2 separate regions of the Homo sapiens genome follow, and region 2 is linked to region 1. The links are chromatin contacts, found by Hi-C in ENCODE. All regions are on one chromosome and are shown on one strand. The core of a region is the stretch at or near the end of the contact, and the rest is flanking DNA. Distances in the headings are between cores, read along the strand shown.

Region 1 (5,861 bases), core at 1,928-4,427:
CACTATAAAACAAATCCTATGCAGTAAAAGTAGATGTAAAGATCGACATTTAAGCTAACTGTAGAATTGACTCTCTAGATACTGACCAGGATCCTTTCAGCACCTAAGAAATAAGAGGAGGAAACCCTTTATTTCCTTCTCCTGCCTAATTGCCCTGGCCAGAACTTCCAACACTATGTTGAATAGGAGTGGTGAGAGAGGGCATCCCTGTCTTGCACCAGTTTTCAAAGGGAATGCTTCCAGTTTTTGCCCATTCAGTGTGATATTGGCTGTGGGTTTGTCATAGATAGCTCTTATTATTTTGAGATACGTCTCATCAATACCTAATTTATTGAGAGTTTTTAGCATGAAGGGTTGTTGAATTTTGTCAAAGATAGCATTGGGAGATATACCTAATGCTAGATGACGAGTTAGTGGGTGCAGCGCACCAGCATGGCACATGTATACATATGTAACTAACCTGCACATTGTGCACATGTACCCTAAAACTTAAAGTATAATAATAAATACATAAATAAATAAATAAATAAATAAAAGAAAAAAAAGAAACAGGAGGAAATGGCATGCAATAAACAATTTTACCGATGAAAATTCACAGCATACATTTTCCATTTAGTCATTTTAAATTCTTCATTGGTAAGGGCAAACTTACTTGTGGTAAGGCAAGAAGGTAAGCAAGAGCCAAGGTCATGTCATTTGGCAAGGCTTCACTTGCTAGTTGCAAGAGAACTGAATGCAGAAAAAGAAACATTATTTTACTGAGGTTGCATATGATATTCATAGTTATTAAATGCCATGTTTTCAGCCCCATAAGATTTCAACAAATAATTAGTGGCAGAGACCTTTTAGGAAAGGCTGTTCAGCACCATCTAAAAACAGATCATATGGAACTGTGTTAAATAGTAACCTTGCCTTAATTCAGAAAAAGTATACTATTGGTTACTTACACATGAGGAAATTCTGTCAGGGCAGCTGCAAAGGTTAAGTGCAAAGACATGAGAGAGGCTGGTTTCCTAGAGCTGGGTATTTTGGTTTTAAAGATGCAGACCATGCTGCAAAATTGTGTATCAATGTTAGCTAATATGGAGGGTGATAATATGAGTACTAAAGATCAGAGCAATAAAATAGCTTTAGGAGTGCAAATTTAGAGTAAATCTTTTGATTACTACAATGATGATAATATGATTTTGTTCCTTCCAATAACACCCCTCCTCATCACGCTCCACAAAAAGAAAATCAGTCTTTCATTTTGCTTGTATGTCTTAAAATATCCCAACCATTAAAAACTTGTCTTTTTCACATAAATTTTTACACAAACCACAACTTGCCAATGTCATAGCTTTAACATAAGAGTATGCATTGTCAATACGGTCTGTGTTTGTACACAGCTTGTTTCAATAAGGATGTATCCTATTCATTTAGCATCTCAGTAGCAAATACTAAGTAGTCATATGTAATCACAATATGAATCCTTTATTTTTAAAAAACACAGATGCTCATGATCGGCACTAATGAAGGGGATAGTATACGAATAATTCAACGGAAATGATATTTGACTTTGGAAATGCACCACATGATTTTTCCAGAAGATTTACCCTCCCAATTATGTCTTACTTAGACTGACATTTAAGTTGTTTGTATAATCTCTGTTTAGCTGATAGTCTAGGCACTGGGGATGGTGGGAGGGTGAGAAGGAAACTACAAATGGCTCAAGTGTCAGAGGCTGACCTAGAACTCTAAATTTCCTGTGGATGATTCACAGAGAAAACCTACTGTGTCTTCCCCACTGTGTATCTACAAAGGGAACATCAGTTATCCAAATATTTATTTCCTACATGTTATCCGAACCTTAGGAACCAAATGGACCACCAGTCAGCCTCAGCTCCTGCAAGGAATCATACAGTTTTAGAGACATTTTCTAATCAAAAGCTATTTATTTCAAGGTCTACTTCCAAATTTATTCCTTCACTCAACATCAACAAGAACCTTCTTTGAACCAGACATTGCCTTATGAATTAGAATCCTTTCAAGAATAAAAAGACTCTAAACAAATAATGTAAAATGTAATTCAAAGGGCCCAAATCAAATTTTGTACAAGCTATTACAAGATCAAAGAAGAGGTAGCTGGGCATGGGGGTTCATGCCCGTAATCTCAACACTTGTCTACCCTGCCTCGCCTATTACTTCCCACGAAACCTGGGCCCTCACCCATGCCTTCTCCTGGCTCCTTCTGCCTCTAAACCACCAGGATGCTTCCCCACCTGGGTGTGTCCTGCCTTCCATTTTTAGGCATCTGTGAATATAAACTTCTTCCTTCGTGACAATCGTTTCCATGTCTGTGTGTCTTACCAATACCCAGATAAAACCAAAATCCCAGGCATGTTTTAGAACAACAACTACAACAAAATCTATACATATATAATGAATCTCTTGCCTACAAAATCCAACAGAATGATACAGCAGGAAGGAAACCATTGTCAGAACCAGAAAGTCCTGGGATCAAAGCTCAGGTCCCCAACTGATTGACTACATAATTTTGAGTTCCAGAATTCAGAATGTTTTGGACTTTAGGAGGTTGTGCTATATACATATCATGTATTACATAACACCCTAAGTATGGTGTGGGAACACCCAATAATCAAAGACATTAATATATCTGCTGCAAAACATCTGAATACTCATATTAAGTGAGATAAGCAGACTATAAAGTAGCCTCATGTCAGTTTAGTTCAGGTTTTGATGCCAAACAAATTATAAAAATCTTTCTGGTTTTCAAAGCATTTTGCATTTGGGGTCTGAAGCAGTAAATAAGGACTAAATGAAGTAAAGTATGCAAAGTGCAGAGCATCACTCTAGCACACAGAAAGTACCCAGTAGGTTCCCTCCATCCCTCTATAAACCACAGGCTTGAGTAAGCAAATTCTTTTCTTCAGTTACAACATGTTTTCGTTTCCCACTAAAAATGATTGATAAAAGGTTCTTCCAATAACAACCACAGTGCAACAGAGACAATTATTTCCATTTTAGATAAATCATAATTATTAATGAATTAACAATTGCATTTAAGCATAAAGACTAATTTCACCAAGAAGCAAGAACAGACTTAAATAGTCACACTTGATGAGCTGACAAACCTCTGTTATCTTATTTCCTGTGGCTTAGCTGCTTCTCAACGAGCACTCAGCAATCATTTGAATTAGTTCCCCCTCACAACCTCTCTACGGAAGAAGTTAGATGTTTTCCTCAACTTACAAGAGAGGATTCAGAGTCACAGTAACTTTTTTATTTGCCTAGTGCCAACACACAAACAAATCATCTCGGTGTTAGAAAAGAATTCTCCCCTTGATAACTCTCCACTCTGACAACTTCCACAGTCCCCTTTCTTTTCACTGCTAACCTTACAAATGAGTGGTCTGCCCCACTGCACCCATTACCTTGACACTCCCTCTTTCCTCAAGTCCCTCCATCCCTGGGTCCCAAGTAATATGACCTCCAAAGGTCACCAAACCCAAGGTCTTTTCTCTCTTCTTTTTCTCTTAAATCTCACTGTAGCACTAGGCACTGCCAGATAGGCCTGCCTTTGGCTTCAAGGACACTGAGTTCTCCTGCATCTGTTCCTCAGATGATCCTCCTCTGTGTGCGTCACCAGATCTTCGTCCTTGATTCTTCAATGTGAGTATTCAGTTAGGTCAGTTCTTCACTATCTCTTAATCCCACCTTACATCCTCACCTAGAGAATTCAACTACATTCTTTTTTTTTCTTTACTTTTTAAAGAGATGGGGTCTCAGTCTATTGCCCAGGCTGTAGTAGAATGGGACAGTCTTGGCTCACTGTAGCCTCAAAATCTGGGCTCAAGTGAACCTCCTGCCTAAGCCTCCCATGTAGCTAGAATGACAGGCGTGTGCCACCACACCAGACTATTGCTTTAAAATTTTTTTATAGAGACGGAGTATTTTCATGGTGCCCAAGCTGGTCTTGAACTGATGGCCTCAAGTGATCCTCCTGCCTCGAATTCCCAAAGTGCTGGTATTACAGGCATGAGCTACCATGCCCAGTCTCAATTCTATCCTTAAATTCAGCTGGTACCCTGGTCTATTTTCCCACTATTTAGGTTTGAACCATCTCATAAGACTGGCCTTACCAACTCCTTGTTGGACACTGCCACTCAAATGCTACCTCAAATTAATCATTCTTTACCCAATAACTTTCATATTTCTAAAATAGTACCTTATTTTCCCAATAAACTAAACTTAACACCACAGAGTCATCTTGGACTTCATCCTCTCCTCTGCTGCCAGCACTTGGTTCCTCGTCAAATCCAACTGAATAATTTCCAAAGAACTCTTTCACACATACTTTCTATTTTCACTGCCACAAACTCTAGGCTTTAATTGTTCAAAAATTAGACCATTTCAATAGCCCCCCAATGCTGCTCTACCTGATGCCTTCAGTCTTTCTCCTTCCAGCACTTTCTTAAAATAGCAGTTTCATATTAATTTTACTCAAGCACTCAGTAATTGTGTCATTCTCTAGCTCAGAAAAAGAATCTTCATTAGTTTCCCATTCCCTAAAAAACGAAAGTTAACATTTCCTATGGAGCGTTTAAAGTCTCCATAAATATGGGCCAACTTTAATTTGTGGTTTTAATTTGCCATTAAACCTACCCTGTATGTCAACCAAATCAGTCTGCTATCCAAACTCTCTGCCTGTGCTCATGCCATTGCTTTGTATAACAAAAATAATAAAATTAATCTAAAACACAAATACATATAATTTTAAAAATATATGCTCTGAGGAGCCAAACATGAAATAGGTGTTTTATATCACTTAGCTCTATGTGTCTCAAAAATCCTGCAAGAAGATAGTATTATCTTGTTTTTACACAGGCTTGGAAGCTTATGTAAATCTGCCAAACTCAGAAAGGCAGTTCATCTGTAAAGACAGGAAACAGAAGACCCAAAATAAAATCGATGTCTTTCTTGATCAGTACCTATCAGGCGATTGACAATGTTATGCTATGACAAACAATTAATATATGCCATTTTAAGAATGTGAATGAAGATATTCTTAGGATAAATTCCTAGAAGTGGAGCTACTGGGTCAAACAACACATGCAACTGCAATTTTCATTGCTACTGCCATGTGGTTTTTAAATTCTCACTTTGAGCATCTCCTCCAGAAATGCTGTTGAGCTTGTGCAGTTCACCCACCTGAACATCCATGAGGTCTAATTCCCTAGGGACTTCTTGACATCTGTTTCAACCACCCAAGCCAGCTGGAGAATGTGCAAAATTATTTTGACCAGTTAAAGACTTCATTCATGAGTTGACTCCTCAGAATTAATCCTAAGCAAAAGGCTCTCTGGCTTTCTATTACTCTTTCTAGGAAACTATGACTCAGACATTAACCACACGTCACCTGGTGAACTCCAGTGAAATCCAGAATAGTAATTCTATTTAAATTCTTCAGTGATTGGGTTCTATTATCCAGACAGCCCTCCTACAGATTAAAACTGTAAACTCTAGATAAAATATAAAAAACAAGTATTAAAAGGCCGGGCATGGTGGCTCATGCCTGTAATCCCAGCACTTTGGGAGGCCGAGGCAGGTGGATCACTTGAAGCTAGGAGTTTGAGACCAGCCTGGTCAAGATGGTGAAACCCCATCTCTACTAAAAATACAAAAAAACTATCCAGACATGATGGCATGCACCGGTAGTCCCAGCTACTCAGGAGGCTGACGCATGAGAATTGCTTGAACCTGGGAGGCAGAGACTGCAGTGCGCCAAGACAAGATCACACCGCTGCACTCCAGCCTGGGCAACAGAGAGAGACTCCATCACAAAACAAACAAATAACAAC
Region 2 (6,197 bases), core at 1,477-3,976, 170 kb before region 1:
TATATAAAAACCACCTCAAATCCTTTACAAAAATAACAAGAATAATATATTTTAGAAGCCAGAAAATCCTGCTTCCTGCTGTAGTCACCATTTATTGGTCTCATTTATGAAGCTAGAACATAAGAGAAACCATGCCTTAGCAAACTGAACAAGGGTCCCTCACCTCCCCTAGTAGTCCTTCATCTGAGAATAGAAGATACGAGACAGGCACTAAGGACATTGGTTCCATTTTTTCTCCCAGAAAACCTTTCCTAAAGCAGTCTCCTGAAATCAATAAGGCAGCCCTGTTTCCTTCAGTAGAGTGTACAGTAGTTGGTAACAGGTTGTATTTTCAAATACAGCCGCAGTAACATCTTTCATCCCATCTGCTCTTCTAATGTGACTTTGACATTCTTCCCACAGAGAGGTGAAGTCTGTTTCCCTCCCCATAAATGTGGGTAGGTTGGTGACGTGGTGGATGTAATGCAATATGACTTCCAAGGCTAGGTTGTAAAGGTGACACAACTTCTGCCTACCTCATTTTAGAACACTTGCTCTTGGAACACAACCACCATGTTGTGAGGAAGCCCAAGTAGCCACATAGAGAGGCCACGTGTAAGTGCCCTGACCAATAGTCCTCACTGAGGTTCCAGTGAATAGCCCGCCTCAACCGTGAGACAAGTGAGTGACAAGCTTTCAGATAATTCTAGCTTCCAGTTGTCAAGTCACCCCACCCTTTCAGTTTTCCCAGAAGAGGCTCCAGACAACATGGAGCAGAAAGAGTTGCCACCATGACCTTTCCAAATTCCTGACCCACAGGGTCTGTGAGCATAATATACGGGTTGTTGGTTGACAACCCTAAATTTGGGGTGGTTTGTAGGAAAAGTGGACATCAAATTGGATAACTGTGGTTCAAATCCTAGTGTTACCACTTGGTGACCTTAACCAAGTCATTTAACTCACATAGTTCTTATGCTTCTCATTTGCAAATGAGATTAATATCTGCTTCACAGAGGTTTGTTCAGGGTTATATAAAATTTTGTACAGGAAAGCATTTGGTAAATATAAAGGAATGCTATTCAAACAGGAAGAACTATTACTTTTTAATTGCAGAAATGTCTGCAGCAATCCAAAGGTGAATTCAGCAGGAATTCTACATGACCCTGGTGGATATGCTAGATGGGGTCCTTGGGGCAGATGCTTCTACCTTAACCTTGATTGTGACCTAAAAGGTAGTCATGAGTAATCCAGAAAGGAAGTGAAAAAGTATGTGAAATACATTTAATATTATACTTGTACTAAATAGGGTTGTTTTGAGCATTAAATGGTATAATACATTCATAATAAGGTTGAACATACATTTTTCAGAAATTCTTTGAGACTTACCTGCAAGCCAGGCTTATCCCCATTCCATGTAGAAAACTAGGGGATTCTTCTTTAGAGAAAATGTATAGGATACAGTATTTAGTAAGTGTTCAATAAATGTACACTATTATTCTTGTGTGATCTGAAATGGTCTTATTTCTGTGCAAAGTATTTCTTTTGGAGGAAATATCTTTCTTGAGATTTTTTAGGAAAAATCCAGTGTCTCTCTGTCTCTGTCTCTCTCTCGCTCCCATCCCCTTTTCCCTTCTCTTTTTCCCCCTCTCTCTCCCTCCCTCCTTCACTCTTTTCCTTCCTCTCCCGCTCCCTCTGCAGAGCTCTACAATTTTGAATTGGCCTAGACTATGGTGAGATTTCCTCTGTTTAAACCCAACATGTGTATATGAGCAAATCTTATGAGTTCAGTGATTTCACACACACACTAGCTCATTTAGTACCGGGGACTGCCCAGTGAGTTGGCAATCACAGCACCCGTTTTACAGACGACAACAGTGAGGCTCAGGCAGATTCGTGGTCTTATCCAGGATGTAGCATCAGCGAATGGCAGAGCTTGGACTGGGGAGAGCCCTTTTCTCTTGATCTGTTTCTTACTCCATATTCTAGAGGCCTGAGACGATGTCATTCTGTTTTTAAACATTACAATTAACCCCTAAACTGAAGCTGAGGAAAGAGTTAGCATGCTGGTTTATAAAGGCTAGACTCATTTTGATACAAAACCAAGATATTTGATGCACAATGTGAACATATTGCTCATTTTCAGCAAAATCAATTTTGTTTTGTTTTGTTTTGTTTTTTGTTTTTACCGTAGGGGCCACTCATGCACTCAGGCAAAGTGGAGAGACTAGAACTCAAAACCTGTGCTTTCTTTAGCAGATCATACCCTTTCCCCCAATAAAAAAGGGGCAGGGGATGCTAGAGAACAGTTCAAATCCAACATCACTGATGTCAGGCACCAAATAAACTCAGCAGATGTTATTATGTCTGTACGGGTTTTGTTTTCCCCTTCCTGGAAAGAGAAATAATGAGCTCTTGAAATTCAGATTCCCATTGACTCTGAAGTCATAAACATATTTAAAAACAGTGTGAGTCTGTGACATTTACAATCACAAAATTCATGTCAGAGAATAAATCCAGCATTACCTCCAATCACTGAATATGGAATACCCATTCATCTCCACCCACGTGTTGGGGGACACACACTTCAGAACGATGATATTCAGAAAATGCCAGGAGGAGTGCATGTCAGAGGTAACCACCCTCAGCAACCCAGCCTGTCAACAGTTGCAAATGCACGAAAAATGAGGGGAACCGGAAGACAGCAGCAGGAAGGAGATAATAGAGCAACTGAGAGCAGCCAGCCTTGACGTTTGTCAACCTCTGCCCGAAACAGCACATGTGGCTTTGCTGAGAGGCACAGGTGTGTGGGCTGAGCTCAGCAGATGAATGTCACATCCGGGAGGAGGCATGTGCATTTCTCAGCTTGAAATGCTTCCCCAACAAAACCAAATAAGGTTCCTGCAGATGACGTCAGGAGGCTTAGCTGCTACTGCCACAAAGGGACAATTTATTGAAGAGCTAAAAATGGTCGCCTCCGCAAGGCTGACAGGCAAATATTTGAGGGAACGCTCCCCTTGTTTTGAAGAGACATCTGCCAGCTCCCTGACTGGCACCTTCCTGCATTAGTCATCCTGCTGGGCCTTGCTAAAAACTCCAAATACAGGTTTATCCCTGCCACATCCTGTTCCCCGAAGGGGCTATTTCCACGGTGCCGGCTGTAAAGTCTTCCTGTCATCTTCCTCTCAAGTGCTCTCTGTCTATCTCTGCAGAGGATGATGGAGAGGGGAGATAAGGAACATTCCATGGATAGAAACACACATCCCCTCAAGAGATATCTTAAGAGCACCTTTGCTTTACTTTTGAACCTACATCTAGCGTACAGATGAGGGCAAGGAAGATGTTGAAACGTTAAAAGAAACATCCCTCCGTTTTGCTAATAGTTTTTATAATTAAAGGTTGAGCAAAGGGTGCCCAAAGAGTCATCCTGACCTCCTGCAACAAGTCATTTTGGAACACTAGCTCTGCAAAAGAAACAAACTGGTCCGTGCAGTATTCTCTAGACTACTCACTCATCAGCCCGTTGAAATATGTACTTGGTTATTTTCTGCTTTCAGCGTGTCTTGTCACCCCAAATAGATCAGAAGATCTGGAAGCCTACTGTTATCATTTACCCCTTTTTGCCACCTACAGGGCTTGACCAGGTACTCAGCCCCTTTCTACAATTCTTTATCTCACTTAAGGCTCACAAACAACCCTGTGAAATCGATTACGATCCTTCTTTTACAAACAAGAATTAGAGGCTCATTGAGCCCGTGGTCCTGCAGCAAGTCCGCGTCTGCAGAGCTGAGATCCACCTGGAGTTTGTCTGACTCTGAAGCCCATACCCTCAGCACCTTCATGTTGCAGGGGCCGCTGCAAATCCAACACTGGTTGACGGAGCAGTTTTGATCCTGAGGCCCTTGTGATTTCACTGAAGAGTCAGTCGAACATGAAACTCAGAACAAACACAAACAACTTAGAAACAAGGGCATGTCTGTGAGATGGGTCTCTGAATGGACTGGATGAATTCTCCACCCACGGGCTTCGTCCTGCCCTTAGAGCCAAACAGAGCACGTGTGTCCCTCTGCAGCCCTTTGGAGGTTTGCAAGTGGTGGTTACATAACCTCCACACACCCCTCGTATGATGGTTAATAATGAGTGTCAACTTGATTGGATTGAAAGATACAAAGTATTGATCCTGGGTGTGTCTGTGAGGGTGCTGCCACAGAGATTAACATTTGAGTCAGTGGGCTGGGAAAAGTAGACCTACCCTTAATCTGAGTGGGCACCATCTAATCAGCTGCCAGCATGGCTAGAATATATGCAGGCAGAAAAATGTGAAAAGGGAGACTCGCCTAGCCTCCCAGCCTACATCTTTCTCCTGTGCTGAATGCTTCCTGCCCTCAAACATCAGACTTCAAGTTCTTCAGTTTTGGAACTCGGACGGGCTCTCCTTGCTCCTCAGACCACAGATAGCCCCTTGTGGGACCTTGTGGTTGTGTGAGTTAATACTATATATATATATTATCCTATATATAAAAATATATATATATATATATATCTCCCATTAGTTCTGTCCCTCTAGAGAAACCTGACTAATACACCTTGTCACATTGTTGTGACTCCACAGCCTGGCCCCCAGGGCCCACCCACGGTCCCTCCCCAACACATATGCACACACAGTGTCAAAAGACAACATGCATTCCACAAATTGTGTAGCATGGCTGTGTCCCAGCTCCTACAGCCCGAGTATGGCTGCCTTGGCAAACCTTCCTGAACTATATGCACCAAGGTAATTTCCAGGCTCAACCCAGGAAAGCCTGACACAGACCAAAGTGTCAAATATGTTCTCCATCCCCATCAACCTCCCAGCCTATTAAATAAAATATAATGTTTGTTTCCTGAAAGAATGACTTTTATGTTTGGCTTGTGTTTATTACTATTGATTCAGATACAATTGCATTCATAAAATGTGTATTGAGCAACTTCTCTGCGTGAGGCACTTTTTAGGTCCTTTGGGGAAGACAGGAGTCGCTACACAATCCTGGCCCTCAAGCAGCTCCCATCCAAGGCAGAGGTACTTCTGAGTGGCCACATTGCTGGCCACTTTTTATCGAACACATCACTACAGCACACATCCACTGGCTTTGTTTTTGCATATCTATCCTCTAAAAAAAAGGCAGCAGAATAGAGGAGAAAGTGCATGGGCTTCGCAGTCAGCTCTGGGTTCAAATCCAAGCTTTGCCAACTCAGAAACAGTCCCATATGTTACGATACAGGTGGTTGCGTTGGTTTATGAGATCTGGTTTTAGCACATGCATGTTTTGAAGGAATGGGGCAGGGCAACTTTCTCACAGTTAAAGAGAAGGCCATAGCAATATATAAAGCCTTAAGGTAAAAGCTGACAATTTGCAGAAGTGCCTTTCTTTACTGCAAAGTGGCTGGCTTAGAGGCTACTAGAACTACTAAGCTTTCCATGAGGTTAAGCTATTTGGTGTAGCTATGAGTAGAGATAATCCTCCTGTAGTAAAACAGTGGGCTAATGAAGACGGCCACACCCTCAATCCAATTTTTAATTTAGATAGAAAGCAGTCTCCACAACCTAATCTCAAAAGAGGACGTACACATCCCATGGCTTAAGGTGGCAAAGAATAGACTGCTTGTGTTGCTGGTACACATACCAGTGACATTCTACATACTCTGCTGGTGTTTTCATTACTCATTTTTAGTTGGTTTTGTCAGCTTTGCGGTTACTAGATTTTGAGTGGCTTGCTTTAACTATTTTCCTCTAAGCCCTGTGCTTTTACACGCAATCTTAAAGAACCCAAGGATGTTTAGGGCCACACATATGCCATTACAGCAAAAATGCATTGAGATGTATGTGTTTGTTTGTATGTGTGTGTGTGTGTGTGTGTGTGTGTGTGTGTCTTCATGCCTAGTGTATGGTGGGTGATTTATAAAGGAAAGCTTTTATTATGGTTTAATCTTCACTCTGAACCTGGAGTTCCAGTTGAGACCTGGTCACTGTGAGACTCAGACCAGCACTGGCTGCTGGTCCTAGAGGCTGCAGGAAGAGGAGCATCTGAGTCCCAGGCTTGTCTCTGCCTGGACTGGGCAGACCACTGGGCACTGAGTCACTGGCTCCTGCCCTCTTACTGCAGCTCCCACTCCTGCTGCAAAAGTATGATGGAATTTTACTCCAAACAGGAGCTTCTCAAAATGAGGTACACCAACCAGTA

What was found. Hi-C counts contacts between places; a loop is a spot of excess contacts on that map. Pooled maps may share reads with other maps.
Region 2: a map with no recorded cell type shows a loop between it and region 1 (10-fold over the local background). The contact joins two enhancer-like sites. A Hi-C loop is called at or near these places in 6 of 37 single-sample maps with no recorded cell type and 10 of 50 pooled maps.

What each region holds. Positions count from the first base shown.
Region 1 is chr2:15,308,519-15,314,379 of GRCh38, forward strand. It overlaps NBAS (NBAS subunit of NRZ tethering complex), which reads right to left. Exons shown (of 52, transcript NM_015909.4): 39 at 653-729. Among named protein-coding and RNA genes, the nearest start is that of NBAS, 250 kb to the right of the region's middle. Within about 2 kb of position 3,178, at least 3 of the 41 ENCODE cell types and tissues checked have a DNase peak (open chromatin) inside an H3K27ac peak, as active enhancers do.
Region 2 is chr2:15,139,550-15,145,746 of GRCh38, forward strand. It overlaps a transcript of NBAS not described here. Among named protein-coding and RNA genes, the nearest start is that of NBAS, 420 kb to the right of the region's middle. RefSeq lists enhancers at 2,252-3,451, 2,514-2,583, 2,974-3,063 and a silencer at 2,936-3,230. Within about 2 kb of position 2,727, at least 6 of the 41 ENCODE cell types and tissues checked have a DNase peak (open chromatin) inside an H3K27ac peak, as active enhancers do.